2 separate regions of the Homo sapiens genome follow, and region 2 is linked to region 1. Evidence: chromatin contacts called from ENCODE Hi-C or POLR2A ChIA-PET data. All regions are on one chromosome and are shown on one strand. Each heading gives the region's core, a stretch centred on a gene start or an enhancer-like site at or near the end of the contact. The rest is flanking DNA. Distances are from core to core; before and after follow the strand shown. Region 1 holds the start of STK17B (serine/threonine kinase 17b). Region 2 holds the start of SATB2 (SATB homeobox 2).

What was found. Hi-C counts contacts between places; a loop is a spot of excess contacts on that map. ChIA-PET counts read pairs that join two places held with the same protein, here RNA polymerase II (POLR2A). Pooled maps may share reads with other maps.
Region 2: a map of sigmoid colon shows a loop between it and region 1 (7-fold over the local background). The contact joins the promoter of SATB2 here to the promoter of STK17B in region 1. A Hi-C loop is called at or near these places in 1 of 168 maps with a recorded cell type or tissue (sigmoid colon) and 7 of 50 pooled maps. POLR2A ChIA-PET finds 5 or more read pairs at or near these places in 1 of 52 experiments (PC-3).

The regions. Positions count from the first base shown.
Region 1 is chr2:196,169,970-196,174,817 of GRCh38, forward strand. It overlaps STK17B (serine/threonine kinase 17b), which reads right to left and starts at 1,609. Exons shown (of 8, transcript NM_004226.4): 1 at 1,364-1,609. LOC101927454 (a long non-coding RNA gene) reads left to right here and starts at 1,570. Exons shown (of 2, transcript XR_923737.2): 1 at 1,570-1,662; 2 at 1,936-2,879. RefSeq lists silencers at 935-1,154, 1,675-1,904.
Region 2 is chr2:199,454,927-199,459,778 of GRCh38, forward strand. SATB2 (SATB homeobox 2) reads right to left here and starts at 3,013. Exons shown (of 11, transcript NM_001172509.2): 1 at 2,413-3,013; 2 at 943-1,170. The coding sequence starts at 1,111. RefSeq lists a silencer at 4,204-4,333 and an enhancer at 4,600-4,852.

The sequences.
Region 1 (4,848 bases), core at 359-2,858:
AGAAAAAGTTTAATTGAGCATCTGCTCAGAGGAGGAGGATCCGAGGCAGATGAGTTTAAAACTTTTGCACCGCTTCTATGGACCAGTTTTCTTAAAAAATACACAATCCTAGGGGTACACGGTCTAATATTTATAAAATAAGCACTTGTTGAAAATTACTTCCGAACAGTTCACCATAAAACTAAAAAACAGTGTTATCAATGAGAAAGTAGGTTTATTTTCCTTTAATAAAATTGTGCTCCTGGGTTCAAAATGCCAGGTTACATACGCTGCCACTCATTTCTACAGAGCTATGCTGTCTCCGCGCAGACATTCTCATAGACTTGAAAACGTAAAGTGGCCACACCACGTCAAACGTCCCTGGCAAGGTTCTGCTTATCATTAGCACCACAGATGTAAACATTACGTCGACAAAACAATCGGTGAATGTGATACACAGTCCTCATGTGTTTAAATATTAGTGAAATCTGATAAGTATTACGATTTTAAAAACGTATTTTCTTAATTCCAATTTCCAAATTGATGTCAGAGTGCCTCTAGTCCAGACAGAAACTAATGCCAGCTACCAGCTGCTATAAAGCCTCTTTCAACTTTGTCTCTACTTCTCCCTCGGAGGAAATTCAAATGAAACGCTTTTCCCTACAATAAAACAAAGAGCCTGGGTAAATGTCAAAAATCGTTGGCATCCAGTAGTGGTATAGTTTGAGGATGAGTCGTGCACACTAAGTGGGTCACAAGGCATCAAAGCAAAAATCAGATCGCTGAAAATCACGGAAACAGCTGTAGCCCGTCTTGATCTCTCGCTGGTTTTAAAACACTGTTCCCAAGCAGTAACTGAAAACGTCCCACAAGATGAACACGAACTTTCTCTAGACGAAAGGCAGCTGGGAGCAGGACGCGTCCACGAGTCCCGATGGGAACGCGCCCACGCCGCAGCTGGGACTCGGGAGAGGCTAGGGGGACCGCGTGGCCTTGCTGTGGAAGGGACCCGCGCGGGCCCGCCGCGAAGGGGGCCCTGCCTGGCGCGACCTGGGGAGAGCCGGGGCCGGCCGGGTGGAGGGCGCACGGGGACACACGGACACGCACAGACACAGACACGCGCCCCGGGCTGAGGAGGGTGGTGGGAGGACCGCCGGCCGCCCCCCGCGCGGAGCCCCAGGGAACCCGGACTCCAGCCGCAAAGCGGAGAGGCGCCAGCAGCAATCAGCCACCTCAGGGGCGGCGGAGTCCAAGCCCCTCTCAGCCGGACCGTACCGCCTAAACCCTCCTCGGGTCCTCCTTCCTCACGTATGAGGTCTCTGTACCGAGGCGGCTGGTTCCATCGCAGCCCCGAGCCAACCCGCCAATCCCGCAGGACACTAACCGCTCCGGCCGCCGCAGGTTCTCCCGGGACTGCCCCCTCCAGGGGGCCGCTGTCCCGCCCCACGCCGGGGGCCGCCACAGGACGAGTTCTCTAGCTCCAGCCGGGCGAGGCGCCAGGGAGCTCCGAACGTGGCAGGATCCACTTTTACTTTTCCAGACAAGGGCCGACGGTTGTGACCTGGCTTCTCGTGAAGTGACTCCTGGCGACAGCAGCGGAGAGGACTACCGAAGCTTGCAGTCGCGGTTTGAAAACTGCAGCCGCGTCTGGGGCATCGCCGTTCGCCAGATCCCTCCCCCTAGGTCGGGAGAGCCAATCGGAACGGGTGCGGAGGGTGGGTCTGTCACGTGACGGGAGGGGCGGGGCACCGGCCGGGGGCGCGTGTGCGGGGCGGGGCCCGGCGGTGAGAGGGTGCGGCGCCTGGCTGGCCCGAGGCGGGGCGGGGAGGCGCGGCGGCGTGGCGGCGCAGGTGGGGCGCACTCGGGCTGCCGCGAGGGAGGGGCGGAGGGGGCGGCGCTGCAGAGGGGGCGCGCGGGGCTGGAACTACTGCTCTGTGTACTCCTTCCCACCTTCAGAGAGGTCAGTTCGAGAGGTGTGAATATCCGGAGACCGGGGAGAAGGAAGCCGCAAAATTCGTCCCAGCTGCCTGCGACTAGTTACCAAACTTCAGTGCCTACCAAAGACCTATTTTCTGACTCTTCTTGAGAGTCTTCCTTAGGACCGGAACGTACCCTGTAAGTGGAGAACCCAGTTTGCTACAACTTGGCAGAGGTTCCTCGGAGTGTCAACATCAGTTGGGGATTTATGGAACCTAGACCCCACTGCTAACGTCCGCTGTCGCGAATGGTGTCCCTTCTGAGGCACTGACTGAAGGCAGTGTAGGGAGGGTCCCAATAGGCTGAATAGCCGATTTTGCATTTATAGTGCTAAGGAAAAAGATGAAAGCCCTCAGCAACCTACTCAAGATCTGTTATCCTTTGAAGACAGTGGAAATTTTCAAAGTTCTGTGCAAGACACAAATGTTTTACATAGATATATAATCCTAGTTTATATGTATAGGATACACACATACTCATACATATATGGGATTAGTTATGTAATCTAGGATTGCTTTCAGAGGACATTTACGATAATTGCAGAAAACCCTTCCGTGGGAAAGGATACTGGGAGTGGAGTCGTCCTCTTGCTTTCAAAAGACTTAATGTTCAGTTAGCATATAAAGGACAGGTTTTCTTGTTCTATCCCAGTAAGCCAAGCAAATTCCTGTGAAGCTAGCTGTTTCCCTTTCCTACTGCATTTTCCCCAAGATAAAGGTATAGAATGCATCACAGCCCTTTTATGAAGTCTGTTTGTTGTTACTTAGGTTAACTCCTCCTCCCAGGTTAATAATGTCTTGCCCCTAAACCTTGTCAAATGGAGAATATTGCTTCCATCTATCTAATTTCTTGTTGCTAACAATTGGGCTGACTAGAGAAGCCTAAAGTTAGGATGAAAATAAAATGCCACACACTGGAATTAACTTTTCTGGGGTATAAGAATCCGTAAGCAATGAGACTGTTCCCATCTTTTCTTTCATGAGCATAGGTGTTGCATTCCAGAGGTCTCAGCACCAGTACCAAAACTAGTAACCTCTTGGGGGTCACAGGATTACATCATTATGGTGGTTTTGGGGTTGTGTGTTTAACTTTGGACCTCCTTAATTTCAACATTTCATCAATTGCCAGCTTTTAGCAATCTTCTCACACTCACCCCATACTCCCCGTCACTAATCCAGTCCCAGATCACTTCACACCTAGACACAGACTTTTCTCTCTCTGGCACCACTGTAAGCCAGTCCTCTTGGTCACAATACCTCTGCTGTAACCAGCCAGCCTCCTAGGGATATTGTCATGTCTTGCATTTTCCTGCTTCTGCCTTAGCTCCAGCTTATCACCATCCTCCTCATCCATACCTGTTCATCAGTTTCTGACTTTAAGAAGGTTACCCTCTTCAGGAATCAGAACTCTGCTGATTCCTACTTTCTGTTCCCAGCCTGATCACCTCTGCCTTATGTTCTTTGGTGCAGGGCTGATAGTTTGTGTTTCTTTTATGACCCTAAATAGATTGTTAACCCTTGTGCCTGATGTCAGATTTGTTAACTAGGACTTACCACACTATCCCAAGGACATTCAACTACACTTACTTGGTCTCAGGCACTGTGGTTCAAGTAACAAGGAATTCCTGGTGCTGAGGAGGAGGCAGTACATCTGTGGCCTTGCAGGAAAATTCAGAAGTCAATACATTCCTCCATCCACCTCATTTACCTAAACTCATTCATCACCGTGTCAAAGATATATGTTCCTGCTCTCATTCCCTTGAGTAGGAAATCTCCAGGTGACCTGATGGTCATTCTGTGGTCATTGCTTCTGACCACACAGTTCATTAAGTTGACCATCCTTGAATGACACATTCCGACCAGGGATGGCGGTTGTTATGGGCTCAGTTGTGTTCTTTTCCAGTTCATACGTTGAAATTCTAACCCTCAGGAACTCAGAGTATGACCGTATGTGGAGATAGGGCCTTTAAAGAGGTAATTAAGGTAAAATGAGATAATATGAGTGGCCCCTGATCCAAGATGACTGGTGTCCTGATAAGAAGAAATTAGGACACATACAACACTGACTAAGGGACCACCCTGTGAGGACATAACAAGAAGGTGGCCATTTGCAAAGCAAGCAGAGAGGTTTCAGAAGAAACAAGACCTGCTGATATCTTGATCAACAGCCTCTAGCCTCCAGAACTGTCTGTTGTTTAAGCTGTCCGCTCTGTGGTATTTGTTATGGCAGTCCAAGCAAACAAATACAGTGGTCCTCCTGGATCACTCCAGGTTAGTAATCACACACTGACTGGGAGCGATGATCGTTCCCAGTCACTGCTTACCACATGTGGCCAGGGAAGGTGATCCTCTCCGGTAATGGCACGACACTCACCATATTCTGTCCAGGGAAGGGACCTTCCCCAGTCACATCAAGTCAGTCACCGCATACTGACCACATAATGATCAAGGAAAGTGATTCTCACCGATTCCATGTTTACTCCCTGTAGATGCAGAAAAGGAGGGTTTTGCACAGAGCAGAAGGCCTCAAACTCAAAACTCTTGCCACTGACACACCCTCCTTCTGAAGAATTCATGTGGAAAAGGCAAAACAAGCTCTACTACCTGTCTAGAACTGAATATACCAGAAACCTGTGGCTAGGCTAAAGGTAGCCAGACGCAGGCAAGGCCAACAGCCTCTGAAGGGGCGTGGCTCAACCCCCCACCCAACAGGGGTGCTCACTGAATGGAGACAGGCTCCTCCAAACAGATCCCCTCTCTGGAGGTAGGAATAGTGAGTGTACTCAGATGGAGATGTCGCAGTGCATTTACTCATGGTGCCTACAGCACATTGCAATTTTGAAAGCACTGAGAACCAGAGAGACTCTAAGAGACCTCACATCCCCTGACTCTC
Region 2 (4,852 bases), core at 1,763-4,262, 3.3 Mb after region 1:
TGAAATTATTAGAGAAAAAACGTTAGAGGCAAAAAAAATTAAACTAGTGATTTATGCCAAACACACAGAAAACCTGCATGCCATGTGGAATTGTGGATTTTACATGTAAAAGACAACTAAGCAAATGGCATACAAACTCCAAAATATTTCAATGTTTAAATTTCTCCCATATCTTTATTTTGTATGATTGCTTTTCCTGACCACTTTAAAAGAAAGTAGTTGCTTAAGTAGTAAAAACTACAAAAGATTTTCTTTAAATAAAATTATTAATAAATTCTTTGGAGGGGAAACTACATCTAGTTGATAAGGCTACTTTGCTATTTTTATCTGTTCTCCTATAATTCATAATAAAGTTACGAATGCATATGACTAAACTTTATAGACAACAGCAGCATTTAAGCTTCTAAGGGCCTGATGGATTCATGGTGATTCTTTATTTCCCACATTTCACGTGGCAGGAAATATTCCCAGTTGTCATTCATCTGTCTTGAAGCACTGTCCTCACTACAAAGTAACATCAACTCTCCTTGTTCCTGTACTCGCCTGAGCATTAATGACTATTTTATTCCCTAAAAGCGAACGCACGTGAACTTCATCCCTACAACAGACACTCCGAGGCAAGGCAAAAGAGTTAAATCACTAAAAAGCTCTCTAGGAAAATCTAGAAACAGTTAGCTGGCTGTGACATAAACCTGCCAACACCTCAGCACACAGTGGCAAAATGCCCAAAAAATGCCACCCTCTGGGTAAAACCACTTTCTTGTTTTAACTGGAGATGAAGCTACCAGTTGCAGATGAGAGGCGACGGGGGCATTATTTGGCAACCTGGAATTCACTTCCTGTAATCCTACACCGCGACAGCGCCTAATCAACCTGAACCCTGACACCCGGGCCATTATCACTGGGCCGCGGGCTGCGCGCCTCCCTGCTCCGGGCTGTTACCTCCCACGGCCTTGGCCACGGCGCCGTTGGGCCTCCCGCGGGCTCCCATGGGGCTGCCGTTCTGCTCCAGCCGGGCCACCTTCACTGGGGGAGGCCCCTTGACGTCCGGGCTGCCGCTCCGCCGGTCGGGGCTGTCCCGCAGACACGGGCTCTCGCTCCGCCGCTCCATGCTGCTCCGACTCGGAGACAAAGTTCCCACCGGCAGGTCGCAATAAAACGCACAGGGACCTAGGGAGGGGGTGGGGGGAGGAAGGGGGAGGGAGAAAAAAGAGGGAAAACCGCTCATACACGTGATAGACGTTCAGGCCAGTGGCAGAGCGCTGCACCACAGCCACACAAACTTCCTCCCACGCTGCCCGAGGGGCCCGAGCCGGGAAGCCGGTCCCAACCTTACACTGGGCGGCCCCCAGGAAGCCCAGCGCCTCGGTTCGGCGACTCTGCCCAGTCGCAGCTCCCCAGAAGTCAGCCCTCGGGGTCGCGGCCGGGGTTGGCACCCAGGGGCGCCTAGAAGTGGTCCATTCATTGGGACGGGGTTGGCATAAACCGTTCCTGGGTGCTACAGCCTAGCCCGTCCCGGGGTCAGGGTTGCGGAATAAGTGAACTTCAGAAAAAGACGTTCCACCCACATGGGAAGGGAGTTGGGGGTGTGCGCAAGTCCATAACCGAATTAACCACCCGGTAAATGCGCTGTGAATGGCCAGGCAGGAGCCAAAGGCCGGGCGAAAGAACCCCTTGAATACCCGCTTTTTACCTATACGGAGCAAGTCCTGAGATAAGCACACACCTGCATAAAATCAACCCTAATTCCACATTAATAAGCATCCGAAAACACTTGGAGGTATTTATCAGAATAACCTCCATCACAAAGGCGGGCGCTACAATCGTTATTATTTTGGAGCGTTCTTATCTTCATCTGATCCCCAGTGCTTTTTTAAAGCTCTTCAATATAAAACACAAAAGCAAAAAGCATTTGAATTCTTAGTGCAAGAGCAGCCTTCATCCGCCCCAATTTTAACATCGCTCCAGAAAGTTTTCCTCTGGGTCACTAGGTTGGCAGTGCGCTCCCCACGGAAGCCGCAGGTCTCGACACCCCTGGATTGGGGGGGTGGGGGGGGGCGGGGAAGGAGGGGAAACACCTGATGAAACGGCGCTCGCGTTGTCACTGACACCCGCAAGAAGCAAGACCCCGGCACCGTACTGCGTGCGCGCTGGGAATCCTCGTGGGCGCTCTGGCCGCGCGAGCAGTGTCGGCGCCACGGGTCAAGGAGACAAGGTGGGGGTGGCAGGGGGAGGTGAAAGGAAGGATGCGAGATGAAGACACGGAGCAGGAGGGCTGAGGGCGAGGCTTCCGCCTGCATTCCCCGACTTCGCGGTCCGAGAGGCCGAGAGCGGCGGGGAGGGGACTTCGTTGGCCCTGGGCTTCCCCGAACTCCCGAGCGCGGCGCGGGAGCCCTCGCCCTGCGTACTTACTGCTCACGGTCTGTCTGAAACTTGGCTGACTGGGGCTCTGTCCATGGAGCAAAAGTAGAGAATCCAGGGTGGAAAGTTTCTGGTGCTTGGCTTTGCAGTGTTCTCCTAGTCTTCCTCTTTACTCCTTCCCCTTCCCTCTTCCCCAGGTCCTAATGTTTAAGGTCCTGGGTCAGGGTGTCTTCTTCTGGTGCGGAGATGGTTGTTATGATGATGATGGGGGGAGGGAGGAGGGGGAGGAGGAGGAGAGGGAAAGGACTCCTCCAAAGGGACACCCGAGCGAGCGGGGGAGGGGACGGCGGAGGAGGGGGGAAGAGAAGGAGGCTGAAAGAGCCTTTTCACACCTTCGGGAAGGAGACCCGTTCTGGAGAGAAAGGGCTGAGAACCCGGAGGCGGCGGCGGCGGCGGCGAGCCGGGGCTGCTGGTTCGCAGGGCGGCTAGCTCGCGAGGAGGCGCGGCCAGAGCGGTGGGACCGGTAACACCAAGAGCCGAGAAGACGCAGGGACCCGGGACCGCGCGCGGGAGGAAACGCGGCGGCCGCCCAAGCTGTCACCTCCAGCCTCTCCCCTCTCGGCCGCCTCTGCCAGCAGCCAGAGCCGGACTCACTGACAAGCCGCAGAGAGAGACACACTGAGAGGGAGATGATTATTAGTTGCGTTGAGTCATCAGGCAAAGTGAGTCCTTTTGGGTTGTCCTCGGTTTCCGATTTCTCCCCCTCCCCCTTTCGGTCCCCAGATCTAGCGCCTTCAAAATAATAATTTGGGGTGGGGGTAGGGGAAGTCTCTGGATTATTTCGGGATGGGGGTGGGGGGGATGGATCTAAACCCAAGCCAGACTGGTCCACCGCAAGAAAAGAGGGGAGTGGGGGGCGGGGAGGAGGGCTGGGGAGGTTGCGGGGGGAGGGGGGCCCCGCCTGGCAGGAAATTAAACATCAATCAATCAATCGCTGTGAGCACGGCGACCCAACGGCGGCGGGGCTGCGAAGGAGGCAGAGGGACAGGCGAGGGGCGGGTGGGAGGCAGGGAGGAGGGAAGAGGAAGGGGAGAGTCGGCGGTCGGAGCGGGGTGACGAGGACCTCATGCACGAGGCGGCGAAGGACCGATGGCAGAGAACCGAGTGCGGCGCGAGGCGGTGGCCGCGGCCAGCGGGTGGGTGCGTCTGGGCGCAGGCGGGCACCGGGGCCCAGGGTCTGGTCCTCCTCCTTGTGGCGGGTCCAGGGCGCGGCCGCCTCGCCCAGCCCCTAGGCGCACTCGTCCCGGCGCGGAGGCGGCGGCGACAAGGCAGTCGCTGGGTGCCGCGTCTGCCGGCGGAGACGCAGACCGACGCGCAAGAGGCGACCGCGGCTGCCTCGGCTCCCAGCTCTGTTAACTGCGCGGAGTACTTTCGACTTTGGAGATAGGAGGGCGATCGCCTCCCCCACCCACCGCCTCCGCCCACCACCCACCGCCTCCGCCCCTCCGAGCAACTTTTCCCGGTGCCTGCGAGCTCCCCCTCCGCGCCGAGCCGAACGTCCCGGCCCGCCGCGCTTCGTGCCGCCGCGCGCGCAGGGAAGGCCGCTTCTCCTTCAAAGCTGGCACGGCCGCGAGTCCGGAACAATAGTCGGGGTGTCCCGAATGCCAGGAGCACGGCCACTGCCCGCCGGGCTGTGGGTGGCACAGGAATGGGGGTTGCGTGGTGGATGCAGAGCGGGGTGCATCCCTGGATGGCATCGCTGGAGCGCTCGCCGCTCCGGCGACATCGCGAGCGGTGCAAACCGGGCCGCCTGGAGCCCGTGACGCGGTGGCGGCGAGGGCGGTGGGGCTGCCTGTCCTCGGGCTACAGGACTGGGGCTCCTGGGGACCCCAAGCTGCTCGAGCCCAGGGCTGCTGGCGCCAACAGAGCTGTGCCCTGAGGACCCGGCCTCCCCGCCCGGGGGGAGGCCGCACAGGAGCGTCCCCAGCAGGTCCCGCGAAGGCGTAACAGAGCCACAAACTTTTGCCGACTCCCGCGGCCGCGGCCGCCGGCAGCCCGACTCCGGCCGCGGTGCTCATTTAAGGTGGCGCGGGCACTAGCCGAGCAGGCTGGCCTCTGGCCGCGCTTTTGTCCCTGCGATTCCGCTTGGGCGCGCTGCCTCCTTAAGGAAAAGCACGTGGGCAGGGGCCGCAGCCCCCGCGAGATACCCGGGGCGTCGGCGGACATTAGCCGCTAGGACCTTAGGCGAGAAAATGTGGACGCATCCCCGCCGGCCCTGAGGCCAGAGAATCCCCCCTCAACTGGTTGCACCTCATGTCCCTCCCGCACACGTTGACTCTCCCTCCTAATCCCCAGGACCCCGAGGGCTCTCCCACATCTCCCGCAGCAAGAGCCACCGATCCCCCTTAAGAAGCGTTGACTGTACGGCGGCGCCAGAGGGCCAAACTAAGTTCGGTTTCGGGAAACGCTCTCGGGAGCAGTTCTGTAAATC